2 separate regions of the Homo sapiens genome follow, and region 1 is linked to region 2. A link is an interaction called in ENCODE POLR2A ChIA-PET data of the cell type or tissue named here. Cell type or tissue: GM12878. All regions are shown on one strand. Each heading gives the region's core, and the rest is flanking DNA. Links, peaks and the distances in the headings are about the cores only.

Region 1 (2,928 bases), core at 287-2,786, 120 kb before region 2:
TGATTTTATTTTTGACAGGAGTGCACTTTGAATTTTGATTAGGTGTCTGTGATAATGGAATTCTCTGCTTATTATTTTAGACATCTGGTGACTGGAAAAATTTTCCATAGACTAGCTTCTATTTTAAACCTTTTATCCCTACTACCCTATCCTTCAGTTGGAGGCATCATGGGGTGCATCCCTGTGGTAAGAGGTCTTTGGCCCTGCACCTTGTTTTGTTGATTGAGTCAGCACAGTGGGCTCTAAGAATGTATCTGGATGTCATTTCTACACTGCTAAGGCCAGCAGTAACTTTACTGTACACAATAGTGATGTGAACCACGTAAGTGTTTCCGTAACTCTACTTTTCATTTGTCTGAATGCCAAAAATGTCTACAACCATTCCAACCCGTTATGGTTGAATTTCTCTCTTTTTTTTTTTCAAATATAAATAGAACCATGTGAACATATTGCTAGGGTCTCTCTATAGAACTTGTAAGGGAACTGTCCTTGGAAGAGGCTCTTAGGTTCTTGGTGAGCCTACTTCTGGCTATGTTTCACTTGGAACAGATCACCTAAAGAACCGTGAAAGGACAGGCCATGGAACACTGGCTATAAGGTGCCAGAACTGACCTAAATTTCAAATGTGTCTGATAAAATTATCACAGGTTTTTCATCTGAAATGGTTGTTTATGAATTTGCTTTAAGACTTTTTTTGCAGGTGATGGACACCCGCTTTTAACTAGTTATGGCTTTGGTAGAAAGAATTTACTGGCTCGGGTAACAAACCACTGGAAGGTAAGCAGGTTGGAAGTAGCCTAAAGGTCGCCTGGATTTATATATTCGAACAGTGTCATATCTGTTAATCTGTTTCTTTCTTTTCCCATCTCTCTTTTTCTATGTTAGTTTTATTCTCTACTCCTGAAAAAGGCCTTTTTCTTAAAAAATGATTGCAGGCAGTGTGGGGTTCTATAGTCTGAAAGGCCTAAAGGAACTTCTTTTCCAGCTCCTAGTGGGAACACCCTTGGAATGACTCTGGCCAGCTTGGGTGATGTGCCCACCTCAACTTTTCCGTGTCTCTCCATGAGTCTAGCAAGTGATAGAACATTGTGATTGGCATGTGGTGGGTTGGAATAGAAGAGCAGGTCCCCCAGAAAAGCAGGGTGTCATTTTGGTAAGTCAAAACCATAATTGTCCACTGTAGTAGCTGAGGCCAAGGCTTGGTGTGGAGGTGGCATGGAAGTCATCAACTGATGAAACCTACTGTGTGGGGTGCCACTCCTCGTGTATACAGTAACTTATCCCCATTTTGAAGATAATTTAGGCACAAAATTCACTCTAAGTCTCAGAAAGTGTAATTTTTTGTGATTAGTAAATGTGGTGTGCTTTTTAAAGTATGTGATGGCATATTAAGAGTTAATTCACACAGTCCTTCATTAAAGTGTCAGTAAAATGGGACTGAATTAGTTCTAAAAAGCATTCAGGGCTCTGACCCATTTAACTTGGAATATAATTAGGAAAGCTAGTAGTTGAGAAAGGGATCAGAGGGCTCAGAAACTTTCAGAAGCAACACTGTTAATGTTTACACTAAAATGGTAAAAAGGCAATGTTTAAATCTAAAACTATTATTGATTTAAACTCATTAAGACAATTGATATTGAACATTGAAATTAAAAACACTGCCTGTAATCCCAGCACTTTGGGAGGCCGAGGCGGGCGGATCACAAGGTCAGGAGATTGAGACCATCCTGGCTAATGGGGTGAAACCCGTCTCTACTAAAAATACAAAAAATTAGCCAGGCATGGTGGCAGGCACCTGTAGTCCCAGCTACTTCAGAGGCTGAGGCAGGAGAATGGCGTGAACCCGGCAGGCAGAGCTTGCAGTGAGCCGAGATCGCACCACTGCACTCCAGCCTGGGTGACAGAGCGAGACTCAATCTCAAAAAAAAAAAAAAAAGAAAAACACTGCGTTTTTGTTCTTCCTGCATTTTTGTTCTTCCTAAGTCAACTTGTTGGAGAATATTAATAGTTGGCAATATGTGTCTTTAGAGGGAAGATGAGTGGTGAACCCTGAAAGTAACCCTTCATCTCACTCTGTAAGGTGTTTCTTTCTCTTTCTCTCTCTCTCTCTCTCCGCCCCCCACCCCCCAACCTTTCTCTCTAGCTTCTTTCAAGATTTTCTCTTTGTCTTCGGTTTGCTGCAGTTTGAATGATACACCTAGGTGTAGATATTTTGGTATTTATTCTGTTTGGTGTTCTCTGAGCTTCCTGGATCTGTGGTTTAGTCATTAACTTTGGAAAATTCTTGACTGTTATGATTTCAAATATTTCTTCTTTGTTTTCTCTTGCTTGTTTTTATGCTATTCTAATTATGCATAAGTCACACCTTTGGAGATTGTCCCATAGTTCTTAGTAGAGTATTGTGTTCTGTTTTTTTTTCTTTTTTTTTTTTGTCCTTGCATTTTAATCTGAGAAGTTTTTGTGGACATAGCTTCAAACTCACTGATTCTTTCCTCAGTTGTGTCCAGTCTACTGATGAGCCTATCAAAGGCATTCTTCATTTCTGTTAACAGTGTTTTTGACTGCTAACTTTTCCTTTTGATTCTTTCTTAGAATTTTTCTCTCTCTGCTTACATTATTCATCAGCTCTTGGATGTTGTCTACTTTTTCCACTAAAGCCTCTAACCTAGTAATCATAAATTCCCTGATAGTTCCAAAATCTATGTCATGTTGGAGTCTGCTTTTGATGCTTGCTTTGTCTCTTCAGACTGTTTTTTTTCTTGCCTTTTAACATGACTTCTAATTTTTTGTTCCAAGCTGGACATGATATATCAGATAATAGGAGCAAAGGTATATAGGTCTTGAAATGTTTGGTTTGATGTTAATCTGGCTAGTTGTGCAGTTTTAATGATTGCTTTAGCTGTAGGTGCCAGAAGTTTCAGGTACTTC
Region 2 (2,928 bases), core at 175-2,674:
TATATAGTATTCTTAACTACAGATAAATTATATTCTTTAAAGTTACTGTCTTTTAAATGTTAATGTTTTCTCTGTTTTTGGTTCTAAGATGAGAGCTTAGTATTTCTGGAATTTATTTTTAATTTTTTCTCACTCTTATGTTCTTTTTTTGATAGCATGCATATTTGACGTAATAGCAAATTATATATAGTAGAATTTTAAAAATCTATCATCTAAAGTCAGAGCTGTTGAAGAAAGTTATAAAAGGAAGAAAAGATGTATTTTGGGGTAACTTTATATATAATTCCAAATTTAGAGAAAAGTTGCAAGAATACTACAAGGAAATTGCATATGCCCTCTATTCAGATTCATCAATTATTCACATTTTCCCCATTTGTTTCATAATTTTCTTCCATTCTCCCTCCCTTCCTTCCATTCATCCATCCTTCAGTTTTTTTTTTGTTTTTTTTTGTTTTTTTTCCTGAACCTCTTGAAAGTAAGTTGAAGACACTTACTGGGGATTTATTATTAAATAGTATATATTCTCTAAGAGTAAAAAGACATTCTCTTATATAACCACAGTAAATTATTAAAACCAGAAAATTTAACACAAACATAATACTTTTATGTAACCCATGGTCTATATTCAAATTTCACCAATTACCTCAATAATGTCTTTTAAAGCTAATTTTCCCCATCCAAATCCAATCCAGGATCACACATTGCATTTAATCATCATGTCTCTTTAGTCTCCTTTAATCTGAAAGATTTCCTCAGCTTTCCTTTGTCTATTTTGAGTTTAATACTTTTGAAGAGTATAGGCCAATTATTTTATTGACTGTTCCTCATTATGGGAATGCCTGATGTTAAGATATGTATTTTTGGCAGAAATACCAGAGAAGTGATTTTGTGTCTGTCTCAGAGTACATCATATCAACCAATTATTTTTTAATAGATATACTTCAATTTAAGATATTTATTAATCTTGCAAGAAAACATCCCTCATAAACCTTTTTCTTTGGTTACATGTATAAACAATTTTCACATTCTTCCCTTGCAATGTGAATATATTGTATAGAAATCTTATGTATAGAGAAAATAAATGTAGTAAACTAATAATGAGGGGTGCTATGATGTTTGAACTGTGAACAGTAAGCATTTTTCATTTCCTTTTCTAAAAGGGGAAGTCAATTTGAGAGTAGCCGGAGCGGGGCAGCTTATATTGGTGGGATTTGCTCGTTGCTGAAAGGAGGAGGCGTGAATGAAGTAGGTGTGAACATCTGTACAATACAAAGTGGTATGATGGCTGAAAATGTTTTCCTCATACTTAAGAGATAATTTCTCAGTATTCACATACTCCAGATGTTAGATTGCTATATTACAAATCAGTATGGTGGCCTGGCACAATGGCTTATTTCTGTAATTCCAGCACTTTGGGAGGCTGAGGTGGACAAATTGCTTGAGATGAGGAGTTTGAGACAAGCCTGGGTAACATGGCAAAATCCTGTCTTTATCAAAAATACAAAAATAGGTTGGGTGTGGTAGCGTGTGCCTGTAGCCCCAGCTACTGGGGAGGCTGAAGTGGGAGGATGGCTTAAGCCTGGGAGGCAGAGGTTGTATTGGGCCCAGATTGCGCCACTGCACTCCAGCCTGGGCAACAGAGTGAGACCCTGTCTCTAAATAAATAAATAAATAAATAAATAAATAAATAAATAAAATTAAAAATATAAAAAACTAATATGGTTACTGTAAGTGACCAGAGGACAGACTGGGGAAATAATGGCAGATAATATGGGATAATTATTATATATTCATGTTATGCTTGGAATAATTTCCAGATTAAGCTACTTACAGATTAAATTGAGAGAATCTTTACCTTTACCTTCATTGAAAATAAGGCCCTATTTATCACTTTGAATGATTTTCCAGGGAATTGAATAATTCCCTGAAGCATCAGGTTGTCACCTAACAACCCAACTGGATATTTTTTCCTTAGTATTTAACAGATTTGGGGATAAGAAAAATAGAGTAGGTTTTCCAAAGGGTTTCTTTTACTCCTAAGGCACTAAACCTACTAGAGATGATCAAAAAGAAAATACTTGCATTTTTAAGAGGCTGCAAATTGAAAAAGATATCCTCAGTTCTTCTTAAGTTTCTATTGGCCGAAGATCATCACTACCTCCTGTTACTCATTTCATTTGTTTTCTGAAGCTACATTCTATTCCACTTGAGGGGAATTTCAGGATTACAACTGGATACAAAGATGAACAAGTTCTAAAAAAATTTACAGATTTAATTTTATTTTGTATTATCCAAAAGACGGATTTAATTATATACCAATATTGAATTTTTCAAGAATGTCACTGGTGAAATTTGGACTCAGATATACATTTCCAAAACCCAAAAGCTGTGATTATTTCCTGACTTCTAGTATTCCCTGTAAGACCTAATCAAACATGGATTTTTGTTTCTTACTACTTTTTCCCAAATGCATATTCAGTGCTGGCTACAGTGTGTTCAGCCTCTTCTAAAGAAATTGCTTAGAAATTACTTATTTTCAGCGATATTGTGACATTTTTCTCTGGTTCTTTGTCAGTGACAATTTGGATTTACATATATTTTATTTTTGTTTTTGTTTTTCAGTTTGGGAAAACTGATTTAATGGCTGTTACACTTGCCCAGTCATTAGCCCATAATATTGGTATTATCTCAGACAAAAGAAAGTTAGCAAGTGGTAAGTTTTAGTACATGTGTGGTTAGTTGTATTTAAAATAGACTATTTGTGAAATATTTTGGAGAGTAAAATTTTTTGATTTAGTTGCTTGATGAAAGGAATTTGAACGATAGTAAAAGATAAACATCCAGCGCACAAACTGTTGTTTTCCAAAGTAATACAAAGAAATATTTACATTATAGGTGGAAATTTCTATGACTATAATAAACTTTAAA

Evidence for each region. Peaks named below come from ENCODE experiments on the same cell type or tissue, not always from the same donor. Only the 100,000 strongest peaks of a DNase experiment are listed, where the experiment ranks them.
Region 1: POLR2A ChIA-PET joins it to region 2 with 5 read pairs; 2 of 35 experiments call an interaction of 5 or more read pairs at or near these places.

The regions. Positions count from the first base shown.
Region 1 is chr7:88,009,620-88,012,547 of GRCh38, forward strand. All of the region lies in intron 3 of ADAM22 (ADAM metallopeptidase domain 22), which reads left to right. Among named protein-coding and RNA genes, the nearest start is that of ADAM22, 77 kb to the left of the region's middle. In GM12878, for the core only: no CTCF peak of the experiment used is centred there; no DNase peak of the experiment used is centred there.
Region 2 is chr7:88,131,707-88,134,634 of GRCh38, forward strand. It overlaps ADAM22 (ADAM metallopeptidase domain 22), which reads left to right. Exons shown (of 32, transcript NM_001324418.2): 12 at 1,161-1,245; 13 at 2,623-2,713. Among named protein-coding and RNA genes, the nearest start is that of SRI-AS1, 83 kb to the right of the region's middle. In GM12878, for the core only: no CTCF peak of the experiment used is centred there; a DNase peak (open chromatin) is centred at 1,195.